2 separate regions of the Homo sapiens genome follow, and region 2 is linked to region 1. A link is an interaction called in ENCODE POLR2A ChIA-PET data of the cell type or tissue named here. Cell type or tissue: OCI-LY7. All regions are shown on one strand. Links, peaks and the distances in the headings refer to the core of each region. The heading gives the core; the rest is flanking DNA. Region 1 has its middle 110 kb from the start of KLHL29. Region 2 holds the start of LOC124907741 (a long non-coding RNA gene).

Evidence for each region. Peaks named below come from ENCODE experiments on the same cell type or tissue, not always from the same donor. Only the 100,000 strongest peaks of a DNase experiment are listed, where the experiment ranks them.
Region 2: POLR2A ChIA-PET joins it to region 1 with 10 read pairs; 2 of 35 experiments call an interaction of 5 or more read pairs at or near these places.

What each region holds. Positions count from the first base shown.
Region 1 is chr2:23,267,186-23,275,520 of GRCh38, reverse strand. No RefSeq gene overlaps it. Among named protein-coding and RNA genes, the nearest start is that of KLHL29, 110 kb to the left of the region's middle. In OCI-LY7, for the core only: no CTCF peak of the experiment used is centred there; no DNase peak of the experiment used is centred there.
Region 2 is chr2:23,471,803-23,480,137 of GRCh38, reverse strand. KLHL29 (kelch like family member 29) reads right to left here. Exons shown (of 14, transcript NM_052920.2): 2 at 4,471-4,578. LOC124907741 (a long non-coding RNA gene) reads left to right here and starts at 4,634. Exons shown (of 2, transcript XR_007086244.1): 1 at 4,634-8,335. In OCI-LY7, for the core only: no CTCF peak of the experiment used is centred there; no DNase peak of the experiment used is centred there.

The sequences.
Region 1 (8,335 bases), core at 291-8,290:
GCCAGGAGGTGGTCAGATCCCTGGGCTAATCCGTGTGGGCTGCCCCACTCAGGCCGTACTGCCCTACTCCAGCCATACTGCCCTACTTGGACTATTCTGCCCCACCCTTCACCTAGGCAGGGCCCAGCTGCAGGCCACAGATGCACTGGAGGACCAGAGAGGCTTCAAAGGGGGAAGCTGTCACTGAGGCATTTGAATGGCCAAGGAGCAGTTTATCACCAGAAACAAAGACCCATCCGGTCTTCAGTGATGTCTATTACAGGCCACATCTGAAGCGATGTGGCCCAACAGCTGACACATGAAGGGGGGGAATATAGAGAGAATGGTGTTGGGTTTTGGTTTGACTCCTCTGCCTTAGTTTACCCAGGGAGGCATGGGTCTCTAGGAGATTTGCTGGAGGGTATGAGGAAATTACTTCTGAAGAGGTTGTGCAAGGCTGCCTGTGATCTGGCTGGCTGAGCCTCTGCCACTGTGGCCTCATGAATTCTCACGGCAGACAAAAAGGTCCATTAGGCTGAATCTGCTTTACCTTTTGTCTTACTCATTGTGGTTGTTATAACAAAAATCCTATAAACTGGGTGACTTAAAAACGACAGGGCTGGGCACGGTGGCTCACACCTGTAATCCCAGCACTTTGAAAGGCCGAGGTGGGTAGATCACTTGAGGACAGGAGTTTGAGACCAGCCTGGCCAGTGAAACCACGTCTCTACTAAAAATACAAAAATTAATCAGGCATGGTGGTGCACGCCTGTAATCCCAGCTACTCGGGAGGCTGGGGCAGGAGAATCACTTGAACCTGGGAGGTGGAGGTTGTAGTGAGCCGAGATCATGCTACTGCACTCCAGCCTGGGTGAGAGAGTGAGACTCCATCTCAAAAACAAAACAAAAACAAAAACAAAAACAAAAAAACCCAGAAATTTATTTCTTCCATTTATAGAGGTGGGAAAATACAAGATCAAGGTGCTAGCAGGTTCAGTGTCTGGGGAGGGCCCACTCTGCTTCACAGACGGTGCCTTCTTGCTGCATCCTCACATGGTGGAAGGGGTTAGGTAGCTCTCTGGAGTCTCTTTTATAAGGGCACTAATCTGATTCATGAAAGTACCATCACTTTGAGGATTAGGATTCAACATAAGACTTTTTGGAGAACAGAAACATTGAGACCATAGCACTTTCAAAGACCCATCACCCAACCTAGATTTCCGTCTAAGTAGGCATAGAACTTATGCCCACCTACTACTATACTGGTTGCATCTTGTAATGCTCCAGTGGCTCTTACAATTGGCCAACAGTCAAGAAATTCATAGCTATGATGCTCATAATAGCAGACACTACTGCCACCACATTCTGCTGATAATGTGCCAAGAAGTACATTTAGTGGCCTTGCTAATAACACTGAACTACTTTATTGGAGCAGGTTTAATTTTCTGTGGCTCATGTTGTTTGAACAAAGCAAAGTATGTCTGTCAAGTATTGTTTGACAGATGTCATTCCTATGGAGGGCAGAAATGGTCAGTATGATGTGTGATGCCATTGGCACTGATGACTCAGGGTGAAAGCAGCAAGATTCACTTCTTGGTGATTGCAGCAGCTGTAAACCAACAGCTGCTTTTCCCATACACTTCCTTTACCAACAGGAAATATAAGTCAGAGGCTATGGACAATTTGGAATTCGATTCCAATGGCCTTATGAGATTCACTATTGCATTGACGCTAAGGCTACGCTCCCTGATGGCTGCTACCAGCTACTGCCTGAGCACGGCCCTAATACCAAGGCAGGTCCATCCCCATAAGATGCAGGATGGCTCCAATAGATGACTTTGGCCTCAGTCCTTCCAGTGGTCTTGCTAAACCATTGAGACGGTGCTGCATTCCAAGACTCTTCTACTTTGAATCCTTCTTCCTTCCCTCTCTCCTTTCAGAGATGTCAGATCTAAGTCATCGACTGAACACTTCCTCCTCTTCTCCTGCCCCCTCCTCCAACAACTCTCTTGCATGTCTCACCTTGTTTTAATGTCTGCTTCTCGAGGACTTAAATGAATGTATTCACTTCCCCCATCTATCCATTCTCAGGGATAAGTAAAAAATGTATGTTTCTGGTTGTTGGTGCTAGTGGGGAAGCCAGTATTCAAGAGGTGGAGTAGACAGAATTGGAGAAGGGAGACCGGGAAGGAGCCTGGGGTTTTGTCATCTGTGAAATTGTAGAAGCTGACACTGCCTCACATTCATGCTCCATAAAGGGGCGGGTACAGAGCAATAGTGATACCAGGGGCAACAGTGTCATGGCCTGGCCTGACTTCATTTGGGAACAGCACAGAAAGGAGTAGCTCTGAGCTCACAGGTATGGTAGCAATTGAGAATGGTAAGGACCAGAATCATAGATCAACATATCATTCACCATTTTCCAGGCACACAGCAGAAGTCCCAAACATTTACATCCAAACATCTCTTAAAATGACAGAGACTGAATTTATCCCACATCCTGTTTAGTTGAGGCCTGGAGTCAGGTTAAATATGATGTAGAAAAATAAGATGATCCTACAGTTCTGATATCTAAGTGTTACAAAGTCCAAATAAAACATCTACATGCTTGTCAGAATGGACAGGTTCTCTAAACATAACTGGAGGGAAAACAGTGAAATGACACCTGTTCCCAAGAACAGTGACTGAGGCTGGAATGATAACCATACGCAGAGTGTGGGAGTCAGGCTGTGCTTCTTTATGGAAGAAAGTCAAATCCAAGTAAGGATTGGAGACTGAGAGTATGAGTCAAGTCCCCAAACACTGACCGAGGACTCTACTGCGGTCAACTGCTGGACAGCAGTGCCTGCACACATGAAGAAGGTACGGAGGGACTGGAGCAGGTCTTCCCAGATGAGTCTATGGAGCTCACAGGTCCCTGTGCACAGCCAGATGGAAGGCATATTTCCAGGTGAGAATAGGAGACCACCCTGGAGGAGCAGAGGCACTTCACCTCGAGTTTTTCAGCTGATGCACCTCCGACCACAAAGGAAAGGGTATGCTTCCAGGAGGCGAGGGTAGAGTCAGAAGTAGCCTGCAGCAGATACAATTTATGGCCTTGCATTCTACTCATAATCTATTTGTGTGTTTTGTTTATATTTTGGAATGACAAAATGATTTTGCATCTTTTAACATAACTATAAATGAGAGTGCTCACATCTTAATTTGTAAAACAGTAGCAGTCATTAATTAAAAAAAAATTCTGGTTGGGTGCGACCAACATAGTGAAACCCTGTCTCTACTAAAAATACAAAAATTAGCTGGGTATGGTGGTGCACACCCGTAATCCCAGCTACTCAAGAGGCTGAGGCAGGAGAATCGCTTGAACTTGGGAGGCGGAGGTTGCAGTGAGCTGAGATCTCACCGTTGCACTCCAGCCTGGGCAACAGAGAAAGACTCCATCTCAAAAAAAAAAAAAAAAAAAATGCAGAGAGCATAAAGAAGAAAATTAAAATGACTCACAATGCCACCAGCCAGGCAATCCTTACTAAGTTTTAGAAGAAATATCAAGGTGGTACATGCATAAAAAATAGCAGAGAAAAGTTTGAAATAAAGTGAAGTCAGTTCTTCTAGGCAATTCTGGAATGAAGCCAATGTTGGAGCTTCAAAACCCATAAAGCAGGACTTCACCACTGAGCAGGATGGAGTAACAGGGGCCAGATTTAGCCTCCTTCTTCAACAAAATGAGAAAAAATATAAATGAAGTTACAGTTTTCAGTCATTGGACAACAGGCATTGCTGGAGTGCACTCGGGCCCCCAAGTGAAGCAAAACAATGAAGGGAGTGGTATGATTGCCCTTGAACTGCCCTAAGAGACCTTCTAGGAGGAGAAGGGGGTCACTCAGATCGTGGGAGTCTCCCTGGGTTGAGGAGATAGAATTGAGAATCTGGGGAGGCCAGGACAGCTAGGATACTCAGAGCAGAATATCAGAAAGGAGAAAATAGCACAGAAGAGAGAATGCTGCATTCTCATGGGACCAGAGAGTACCAGAGGGTTCACCTTAGAGGTTCTGCCTTGTAAGGATCAACACACGCCTGTGAGGAAACTTTCCAAGGCCCGGAAAGGAGCAGGTGAAACAATTCTTGATGATCACGCAGGGCCAGGAATAGATTGTATTCCTGCCAGCCAGAGTAAAAATAACATTGCAATGCACAGGGCACTGGATAAAATGTTCAGTTTATTCAGTTTATAAAGTATTCAGTTGTTGCCTCAGTGGTGGGCCAGAATCAGCCGTCAGTTAAAGACTACCTTGGTCCTGCCAAAAAAGAAAAAAAAAATCTTAAATGAAAGCCTCAAAAGGATCAAGATGTTTTCAAGCAATTTAACAGGGTTCCAATGCAATGCTCAAGAATATTTGAAGAAATACAAAAATCAAGTGTTAAGGTAAAATTCACAATTTTTGCAACTCAACCAAAAAATTACCAAAATTACCAGGTATACAAAGAATCAGAAAAATATTACTATAATGAGGGAATCAATCAATCAATCAATCAATCAATCAATCCATCAGTATAAGCAGACTCAAAATGACACAGATGATAGAAGGAGTTGAAAATGTCATAAATGTATCTCCTATATTCAAGAAGAGAGAGCAAGGTTTTCCAACAATGGTAATGGTCTGTGGGTCAAATCCAGCCTGGAGTCTATTTTTGTACGGTCTGAGTGCTAACAATAGTTGTTTCTTTTCTTTAAAAATTTTAAAGATTACTTTAAAAATATTGTAAAAAATGTGACAAAAACATATATGACTCCTTAAGCCTAAAATGTTTACCATCTGGTCCTTTGAAGAATAAGCTTTCTGATCCCTGAGGCCGAGAAAATATAGACATAGAAAATATTTTAAAAAGGCTCAAATTGAACTTCTAGAGATGCAAAATACAGTATCTGAGATGGAAAAGGTGCTGGATGGAAAAGATGTTGGATGGAAAAGATGTGGGATGAAAACAGCAGGTATGACATTACAGAAGAAAAGATTACTGCACTTGAAGACATAGTGATACAAATAATTACAAATGAAACCCAAAAAAGACAAAAAACTGAAAAGAAACAGAGCAACATTGAAATGTGGGACAACCTCAAGGAACCTCTCCTCCATGTAATTGTAGCCCATAAAAGAAGCAGGGTGGGGAGTCAGAAAAATTATATGAAGAAGTAATGGACAAACATTTCCTAATCTGATAAAAAAGTTTAAGCCCACATTTGCAAGAAGCTCAACAAACCTCAAGTAAAGAAACATGAAGAAAACTGCGCTAAAGCAAATAAAAATCAAAGTGTTTAAGACCAGTAGTAAGGAATATCTTAAAAGCAATAAGAGACACAAAGCACATTGTGAACAGAGAACAAAAATCAGAATAATAGCAAATTTCTCACTAGAAACAATGTAATCCGAAAGACAGAAGATCTATATCTGTCAAGTATCAAAAGCAAAAAAAAAAAAATAGTCAACTTAGATTTATATTGCCAGTGATAATCTATTTCCAAAATGAAGTCCAAATAACGAGTTTTACAGACAATAGAAAAGCTTAAAGAAGTTGTCACCAGAGACCTGTGCTGCAGGCTATGTTAAGAGACAGTCCTTCAGGAAGAAGAAACATGATACCAATGGCAAATCTGAATATACACAAAGGAATGAAGAGTATGGGAAATCAAAACCACGTGGAAAAGAGGAAAAGACATTTTTGTATTTTAAAAATCTCTAAAACATAATTGATTGTTTAAAGTAAAATTAATGAAATGTTACTGTGGGGCTTATAACATACTGTATATAGAAGTAAAATAATACAAAGCCCAGGAGGTGGAGGATAAATGTTCTTATATTATGTATAAAGTGGTAATATATAACTTGAAGGTAGGTTGTGATAAATTAAAGATATATATAATGAAATGTGAAGGAACCACTAAGACACAAAAGAAAGCCATAGCTATGACTGTGGGAGATAAAATAGAATTATAAAAATACTATTTATAAAAAAATCACAAGTACATTAAAAGCACATGGATGGAAAAAAAGGTGTTCCATGCTAACAACAATCAAAAGAAAGCTGGAATAGCTATATTGTAAGATACAAAGTAAAATAAGCAAAGAATAGTATCAGGGATGAGTAAGGCCATTTCCTAACAAAAAAGAGGTCATCACATCAATGGAAAATAACAATAAAAAATGTTTATGCACCTAAAAATAGAGCTTCAAAATACATGAAGCAAAAACTGATAAAGCTAAAAGGAGAAGTAAACAAATCTACCGTTACAGCCTAAGATTTCACACCTCTCTGTCAATAATTTATAGAAAAAGTAGACATAAAATCAGGAATGATATAGAGGAATTGAATAACACTATCAATCAACTACCTAATTGACATTTATGGAACACTCCACTCAACAGGAGCAGAATAGAGATTCATTTTAGGTGCACAGGGAACATTTGCCAAGAAAAACTATATTCTGGCCCGGCCCATAAAACAAACCTCAACAGATTTATATTCTGCTCCATAAAACAGGTCTTAATATATTTAAAAGAATCCAAACCATGCCAGGCATGTTCTGTGATCAGAATGGATTTAAGTTAAATATTAATCACAGCAAGACATCTGGAAAATCCCCAAATATTTAGAAACTAGATAATACATTAAAATATTTCTTCAGTCAAAGAAGAAATAAAATAAATTAGAAAACATTTTGAACTCAATAAATGTGAAAATATGACATATGAAAATTTGTGGAATGCATATAAAGCAATAGTTAGAGGAAATTTTATAGTACTAAATGCCTACACCAGAAAAAAAGAAAGGCCTCAAATCAGTGATCTAAACCAGGGGTTGTCAAAGTATAACAGATGAGCCAAGTCCAACCTGCTGCCTGTTTCTGTAAATAAAGTTTGATTGAAACACAGCCATGTTGATTCATTTGTGCGTGGCCTATGACTGCTTTCATGCTATAACAATAAAGTTGGTTAACTGTATGCATAGCAAAACCTAAAATAATTATCCTCTAATCTTCATGAAAAAAATTTGCTGACTTCTGATCAATGCTTCTACTTTAGAATATAAAAAAAAAAGCGAATGAAATCTAAAGTTAGCAGAAGAAGGGACATAATGAAGATAAAAGCAGAAAGCAATGACATAAAAAACAGTAAGGATAATCAATGAAAGTACATCTATGAAAAGCCTATAGCAAAACCATACTTGATCCTGAAAGAATTAATGCTTTCTTCCTAAGACTAGAAACAAAGCAAGAATATAAATTATGAAAACTCTAAAGCATTGCTGAGAGTGTTAAAGGAGGCAGAGGTAAATAGAGATATAAACCATGTTCATGGGTCAAAAGACACAATAGTCGTAAGATGTCAGTTCTCTCCAAATTGATGTGTAGATTCATCATAAGTCCAAAGAAATCTCAGCAGCTTTCTTTTCCTAAATATTTATAAGCCCATTTTAAAATTTATATGGAAATGCACAGAATCTAGAAGAGCCAAAGCAACATTGAAAACAGGAACAAAGTTTGATTTCAAATTTGTTATAAAGCCACAATAATCAAGAAAGTATAGCATTGACATAAATATATACTTAGATAAATGGAACAGAAGAAAGAGTAGAGAAATAGATATACACATTTTTGATTAACTGATTTCCTATGGTCTCAATGCAGTTTAGTTGGAAAATGAGATTTTTCTCCATTAAATGATGCCAGAGCAATTGCAATTTGCAGAAAAATGAATTTTGATCTTTACCTCACGCCATATGCAAAAATAAACTTGAAATGAATGATAGGCCTAAATGCAAGAGTTAAATGACAGAGCTTTTAACAGATAACATAGGAGAAAGTCTTCATACTTGGGTTTGGCAAAGGTTTCTTAAGTACGTACCAAAGAGAACAAATTACAAACACAAATAGAAATAGAAAATTATCAGAATTACAAATTCTTATTCTTCAAAAGAAAAGGCAGGCCATAGGCTACAAGAAAATATTTGCAAAACATGTATCTGACTTAGGACTTTTATGAAGATTATATGAAAACTCCTCCCACTCAATTGTAAAAAGACAAATGACCCAATTAAAAAAAGTACAAAAGATTTTCACCGACTCTTCACCAAAGAAGTTATATATCAGTGGCAGGAAAATACCTGAAAATATACTTAACATCATTAGTTATTAGGGAAATGCTATTAGAAACACAATAACATATCACAACACACCCACTACAATGGCTAAAAATACAAAAGACTGACTACTAATTGTCAAGTATGTGGAGCAATTGGAATTCTTGTAATGCTTCGTAAGAATGTGGAAGGATACAACCATTTTGGAAAAAATTGGCAG
Region 2 (8,335 bases), core at 213-8,212, 200 kb before region 1:
ACCGTTCCTCCCTTGTCACCTTTCAAGGTCCTGAGAAATGGGAAGGCCGTGGTTATTCCCGTTTTACAGCTCAGAAGACTGAGGCTCAGAAGGTTTTATAGGGCTTTCCCAGAGTTAGAGGTAGATTTGGGACTAGAATCCAGAGCTTGCCTCCAATCCCAGGTTCCCTGCCACCACGCTGCTTATGAGGACACACTGTCGGTGGTTCTGTAATCTCTGAACTGAATAAAATAATCTAATCCCAAGAGATATGCATGAACAGGGCCCTGTGCCGGGCTTGTAGAGAAAAGAGGATGATCCCTGTCCTCAGTGAGCTCAGGGTCCAGGAAGGAAGGTGAGCAGCCTAAGGCAAAGGAGAAGGAGATGCATGGCTAAGGGAGGGAGGGAGGAGGACTGAGACAGTACGAGTACAAGGCTTCCTTGGAGAGCAAGGAAGCAGCTTTGTTTTGGACAGGTAGAGTCTGATATGTGAATCAGACAGCAGGGATCTGCTACGCATGAGCCACTGGAGAAATGGTCCGGACCTTAGGACAGAGGTGCCATCTGGGAGTCAAGTCTGGGAACAGCTGAAGCAGAGGGAGTGGAGGGAGGGCTGGGGATACAGGGAGCCAAGGAAAGCCTGCGGCACCAACAGCTTCCCTTCCTGGCAGGAGGAGGCGGTGGAGCTGGAGGACGGCAGCTCACACGAGCAAGATGGACAGGAAGCAGGAGGAGAGGCCACTTGCTGACACCGAGGTGGACAGCGCAGGCTGGGGGTCTGCAGCCCTGTTGATGGAAAGGTGCGGAGCAGCTGCAGGGCACCAGGCAGGGAACGGACCAGAATCCCAAATGATGCCTGTGTAGGGCTGAGGGTTCGGCTGAGGTTCTGTTGAGGGATCTGGGCCCCAGCTAGTGGGTGTGGTCACACGGCCTTTTCAGGGGTGTGAGCGCCCACATACCTATTTGAAGAAGGGGCTGCAGAGGTCCCCAGAGTGGGCCAGGGAAAGCAGGTACAGTCAGAAGACAAGGGGGCAGCAGAGTGTCTGTGTCGGCCGGAGCAGCAGTGAGATGTCTGCCTGCAGGTCCCTCCTTGAGGTGGACACCACGGAGGCCAAGAGGGGAGTGGACAAGGGGAGAGCTCAGGAAGTAAGGCTGTCCATGGCACGAGGGAGGGAAGGCAGGCAGCGGGCAGGGGAGTGCGGTCAGAGAGGACGCCTGCAGGATGGACTGGGGGAAGTAAAGGCGGGGGGTGTGGAAGCCCAGGACATGGCCCATGGTGTTCTCTAACTGCCGTTAGCTCTGGAGACATTTGCAACCTCCTCCGAAGACACAGGCGGCATCTAGGGCATTTCGTTTGCTGAGGGCAGGGGGACAAACGGCCTGGACAGACAGTACTGAGACGGCCTCAATGATGGAGGCAGGGGATGCTGCCCAGGGTGGCTCCAGCACCAGTGACGATCAGCACTGCCCTTCACCACCTCCAGAGCCCGAGGTGTCTGCTAATGCCATTCTTGGCTCAGCCTTGGGCTCTGCGCAAACTGAGTCCTCGGCTCAACTCCCCCCACCCCTCTTTCCTGCAGTGCAGGTATCAGATTTCACTCCTCCTAGCTGGTTCCAGTATGGCCTTCTTACTTATTTGGGTGATTTCCACCAAACCACAGAAAAGCAGAGCGCAGCCCTCCACACATGGCTCTTGAACTGGCCTGTTTTGTAGCAGGTTACACAGGACCCTGTGAGCTGGCCCAGTTTCCACAGTAAACTGATAGCTGCTTCCACTGATCCCCAGGGGTCACAGAACCATCTAGGGGCCTCGGAACCTTCCTATCATCTTGGAAATCAATGGGACTCCTGCATGTGAGGGGAGGGCACAGCCAGCACCAGGCTGCATGTTGCGGACACTCCCAGGCACAGTCCCAGCTGCACGTAGTGATTTGTTTACTGAGAGCTCATCAGGTACTGGTATGAGTGGCAGAGGGAGCGGAACACAGAGACAGATCAGGTATGATTCCCATCCTCCAGGAACTGGCCGAGTGCTAGGGAAGACAGACTTGAGTTCACAACAGGGACCCTGGTCTGGGGGCACAGAGATAGAGGCCCACATAGGGTGCATCTGACCAGCTATGCCTGGTGAAACTGCCCTCAAAGTCCCTCCCCATCCTAAAGTACATGATTGCCAGAGCTCAGGACGAACAAGAGAACAAGAGCCATGTGCCACCCTGCATCAGCAGCAGGGAAGATTAGACCCCAAACTAAGGGTCAACATTGAAGAAACCAAAACCCACTGCCCTGGGGTGTCTCTGTTCCCTTCACTCTTGCCAAACTCACAGGTGCATCCAAGGAGAGCTGGCTTCTGTGAAGAATACGTCCTCAATCTTTTCTTTGCCCCGTGTAGGAGCGGGGATGCCATGGCTGCCAAACTGACGCTGCGCTGTCTTGTTTTCCAACTCCCCTTCTCTGACCCAACAGGAGGCCTGGAGGCAAAGGATTCCCCAGTGCCGGCGATATCGCTAGCAAGGACAGCTGTCGCCCACCAGTGGTGCCATGGGCGTGTGCCAACAGCCCACCAGCTCCCTAGGTCAAGAACCCACCTCTCCTCTGGCTGCCCCCACTGGGCTGCTGGGAGGCTGAAGGCTGGATGCACTGTGGGGTCACAGGGTGGGGAACCTTCCATTTCAGTGGCTGATCCTGGCCCAGCCCAGAGCCTTCTCCCGCTTCCTGCTGACAACCAAGGCTGCGCCTAGCCTGAGATTCCAAAGCCATATTTTCTCCTCTCTGTGCAAGGGTTCTGGCAGGGGACAGCCATCCCCAACCTCAATGTCTCTGAGTCCAAAGAGAAAGCTCTCTGACCAGCAGAGAATCTGGACGTGGCAGGAGCCTTGTTGGTCTGATGTTCTGCCCCTGCTGCAGAGGGAAGCTGGAGTTTGGTCCAAGGCAGAGGCCAGGAGGCCACCGGTCAGAAGGCATGAGGGTGGGCGGCTGAGAATACAGCAGTCCCGGGGCTGCTATGGCCTGTGCTCACCCAGCACTAGGCCCTGTGTGTTATGCAGACGCAGCCTGTACTTCTAAAGGCTCAAGTCCCACAAGGACATACAAGGCTGGGCCAGCTGGGCCTCCACTGTCCTGGATCCGAGAGCCCACTCCTCTGCCCTCCAGCCTGCTTCATTCCAGGCCCAGCTCCTGTCCCTTCAGTAGCATGAAATGTGGTGAACGTTGTCAACTCCAGCTCCAGGCCTCCTTGCCTCTGCAGGCACATTCCTGGCCTGCCTGGTGGGGGCTAAAGCAGATCCCAGATCACGGATTCTGTTCATAAGATTGTGCCCTCCCAAGGCAGGCCAGGTTCCCCGGCATTTCTGGCTGCCTGATCCTGCTTGGAGAACCTGGAGTCAAAAGTTTAAGCTAGGACTCTAAAAATTTAAGCCAAAGAAGTAATCAAATGACTATGCAGATACATATGCAACAATGTTTGTTGTGCTGTTATTTGTAATAGTGAAATATTTAAAATATGCTAAATGTCCATCGTTAGGGCATTAAGTGAATCATGTATGCTATTATATCCACAGAGTAGACAGTCTGTAAAAATGGTGATATAGATTTCTATTTACCGACATACGAAATGGCTTGATACATTGTGGAATCTAAATAACATGCCCCCCGAACAGTACCCACAGTCAGATCCTGTGTGCACTGTTTACGTATGTGCATAAGAAAAAGCTTGGAAAGAAACACTAAAATGGTTATCTCTGGGGAACAGGATTATAAGTCATTTATATACTTTTAGCTACTATCCTTTAAAATCCCTTTATAATGAATAAATAATATTTTCATGATATTTAATAATACATTTTAATACCAAAACTTAATTATAAAACTTAATTACAGTTTTTAAGGAGGTTAAAGGTCATCTAGTTGCTGGCCATCCCTAGATCTAACCTCCTGGGGAAAGCCAAGACCCAGGTAAGCAAGGAACTGTCACAGAGATTCTCTGATGGGGCACGGTGGCTCACGCCTACAATCGCAGCGCTTTGGGAGGCTGAAGCGGGTAGATCACTTGAGGTCAGGAGTTGGAGACCAGCCTGGCCAACATGGTGAAACCATGTCGTGATAGCACACGTGATAGCCAGTCGTGATAGCACATGCCTGTAGTCCCAGCTACTTGGGAGGCTGAGGTGGAAGGATCGCTTGAACCCAGAGGCAGAGGTTGCAGTGAGCCAAGATTGCGCCACTGCGCTCCAGCCTGGGCTGGACAACAACAAAAAGAGTCATAGATATTCTCTTTGGTTGATTCTAGGAGGATTGAGGCTAAAATGGCTTAGCTAAGCCCCAGTACCAGTTGATCACACACGCCTGTGGTAAAATCGCACTGAGGAAGAGGGCGAGGGGACCTACTGTACTTTCTTCCCTTCCCCCACACATTTAGCATGAGAGGAGAGAGCTGGCTATGCTCAGGTCTGATGCCTTTCTTATTTCCAGGTGAGCTAAGCAGAGACCTACCTTGCGCCGCCCGTCTCTGGCAAGCTCAGGATTCGTCCCCAGGATGCGAAAACCACGATGGCCGCCAACACTTAGCAAAGCGTGAGCATCACCAGGAAGCCAGATAGTCTAGAAAGAGAGGGAAAAACAGTGGGGTAGGGGTGGGGAAAAGGTCTAATTTTTTTTCTTTTCTTTTTTTTTTTTTGCAAAAAGATGTCTTTTGAATTCCAGCATCCTGGGTGGTCCCCACACTAACTGGATGCTAGTCTCTGCCTCAGATATCCCTGATGCTGAGTTGCATACTGTGGATTATCTCACACAGGCTGTGCACAAACTCTGCCAGCACATGCAAAGTGGGGCGAAGTGGGTAGCAGAGTACTCCGAGTGGCAGATATGAGGCATCCCCCGCCCATCCTCCGAATACACACAGCCCTAATCCCCACCATTGAGCCATTGACACTGAATAACAGAGAGAACAATGGTATTGTCTTCCATCTAATCCAAACTAAGAAACTCCAGCAATGGGGAAAAAGAAAACATTTAAGTCTTTAATCTAATACTGAAAAGGACACAAACTCTAGAATTACAAAAACAAATCATTACTTTTTTCACACAATGGGCAAGAAGACCTTGAGGAGGCAAAGAATAGGTTCCCTGGGGAGAATTTTTTTTTTTTTTTAAATTATAGATTTAATACCTAGGAGAAAGAGGCTATCTATTACGGGGAGGCAGAGCTACTCCTGGTTCCTTCTTTTAAATGTAATCTATGAGAAAGCCATCTTCACAACGGGAAATGGCATCCCCCACTGCAAAACGCACGACTGTCATTACCTGGGAATCAATATATTTTTTTAAACCAAATATATCATTATCAATTGATTTTCCTTTTTCCTCTTAGCACTCCAGAGTCCCGGGTAGCAGGGGAAAGCTTTAATGTGATATGAAGGATTTGGACAGGTAAATAAGTTATTGTAAACTCATTCTGCCTTATGGTCAGCTTCCCTCTGACAACGCAACGAGTCTTTCTCAGATCCTCTCAACCTAAGCTTTTCCAGCGGCCGCTGATAGAGATGCACGTGATCCATATCAAATAGCCATTTTCAAGCTGAAGGTGGCAAAAATATTATTTTTCTCAAGGATAGAATGTTCTCTTTACGACTAAGAAATAACCTCTGCGGGGAAGCAAAATCAGCCAAGGTCGCCATTTAATTTTGACACAGAACCAAAGTGGCGAGTACATTTCCTCTCCAAGGTGAAGCACAAGGAGAAACTGATCACTTTGACCACAAGGTATTGGCAATACTGGTGATCGATGTATTCTGGGAAAGATCCTTGGCAGATAAGTGCTGGTGAACAGAGAGGTCTAGGAGATAGGGGTCAAACCATTTTTAGGTGCTTGAGAATCTCATTCATTCATTCATTCATTTAATAAATATTGATTCCCTCTATGTGTCAGGCAGTATGTTCAAGGCACTGGGAATACATGAGTGAACAAAAGAGAAAGGTACTCCTGCCCTCAGGGAGCTCATATTCTAGAGGGTGGAAACACAGAATATACAATACACTTAAAAAGTAGTGAAAATTGTATCATATTTTGGAAGGTAGTATATGCAATTTATTAGAGAAGAAATGGAGCAGGGTAGGGTGCATGTTGTCGGGGGGCCTGTGGTGCAGTTTAAGTAGGGTGGGCAGGGCCAGTCTTGTGAGTGGAGGACATTTGAGCACACACTTCAAGATGAGGAGTAGGTCGTGTGGGCATCTGGCCCTAAGTGTTCTAGGCAGAGGGAACAGCCAGTGAGAACATGGCTGGTATGTTCCAGGACCACCAAGGAAGCCACTGTGGCTGGTGGAGGGAGATTCTAGTAAGAGGTGAGGCCAGAGTGGTGAGCATCCTGATTGCGTAGGGCCCTGTAGGCTACTGTGAAGTCTACTAACTTGAGAGCCCAAAGATCCCAGCCACCATCTTTAGAAGTGGCTCCCAATTTCTTGAGCCAAAACCCTCAGAGTTCATGTCGGGTTAATCCACTTCCTTTCCAGGCTGTGCCGAATGAATATGGAATAGGCTAGACTGTAGCCTAGAGGGACAGTGGTGGGAAGGAAGCACAGGCTGTCTACGCCTGTCCTGACGACAGTGGCCTTGCCCTTCCATCTCTGTGGTCCCTACCTCTAGGGGAGACAACTGAAACAGTTCTGAACAAAAATAAACCACATGCACAGCTGAGTTCTCTGGGACTTTTCCTCATGTGCTGATGAAAAGGTCTGGAAGTGAATGACCCATTGGCTATTATAGACTGTACTGGATGTTTTGTGTTGGGCCCTTTTGACCTGCCTTCCACCTTCCCCACCCTGTTCTTCCCCACCTCTCCCAGGCGAGCCCTGGGAGGCTCACCTGACCTGTATGGAGAGCATCCCTCATGTTTTGGACCCTCTGACTTCTGGTTAGGTTCAGCCCATGCAAGCACTAGCAGGAGACTGGGGACAGGGTCAGGGTTGACTGTTGGTTCCCCTGCTCCCCTCCCTCTCTGCGTCTTCATGAGCAGGGTGTCCCTCACCTGCAGGTCATGGCTCTAGCTGGGGAACAAGGAGCTCCACAAGGCTCTCTCTCTGGATTCCTGTAATAGCTCCTTCCCCTGACCATTATGCTCAAAGGCAGTAATTCCCCTCATCCCATCATCAGCCTGGGGGCACTGTGCTATGATGGTTTCTCTATACTGTGCCTATTCATCTTTGTGGATAGTCATTTTACTTAACTCTCTCCAAATTACACATTTGAATATGTCTATTTCAAGACCCCGATAGATACATTCACAGAGAGGGTTAAAAGCAAGACCCTGGAATCAGATACATCTGAATTAGAATTCTAACACTGACACTTAGTTTTGTGACAGCAGGTAAGTTCTTTAACTCCTAGGAACCTCTGTTTCCCATTCTTTTTAGGCCAACATTCAAATTGAGGAAATACAGAGAATACCACAAAGATACTACTCGAGAAGAGTAACCCCAGGACACATAATGGTCATATTTATCAAGGTTTTGTTTTGTTTTGTTTTGTTTTGAGATGGAGTCTCACTCTGTTGCCCAGGCTGGAGTGCAGTGGCGCAATCTTGGCTCACTGCAGCCTCCGCCTCCCGGGTTCAAGCAATTCTCCTGCCTCAGTCTCCCAAGTAGCTGGGACTACAGGCACACGCCGCCATGCCCGGCTAATTTTTGTATTTTTAGTAGAGACAGGGTTTCATCATGTTGGTCAGGATGGTCTTGATCTTCTGACCTTGTGATCCGCCCGCCTCGGCCTCCCAAAGTGCTAAAACTAGAGAACCCGTGACATCCTCCTCCTCTTCCTCCATCTCAGCATCACCATCTCAGAAGTGCCATCACCTGCTCAAAGTCCAGGGCAAGCACACCTGCTTCCCGACATCTTTGCCGACCCCAACCAGAAACTCTTTCCTTGAAAGGGTTTCTAACTGTTCTCGGTTAACATTTAGCATCAGTCTATGCCTCAGTGATTTTATTTATTTTTTCACATCTTTCCTTTCTTGTTCTTTTCCCACCCACCCAACCCCCACGCCTTGCAGTTAGACCCTGGGCTTAATAGACAGTATCTTTTGGAATCTCTGGTCCATAGCACCCATCATGTAGCGGTGTATAAACGATCCTTGACTCATTATTGTCCTTTCTGGGAGGCCTATAAGCTACATCCATGCACCTAAGCATGTCCCACTCTAATGAGATACATGGTATTTAAAAGTGATTTAAAAATAAATTACTAGAAACCAATTTTTAGTAATAATTTTGTTCCCAAGTTAACACTGTAAAATCTTAACGTTTCCAAAGATCATGGCCTGGGAAAATGAATCCCAGGAATGAACCCAGGAAATCACAGGGAGGC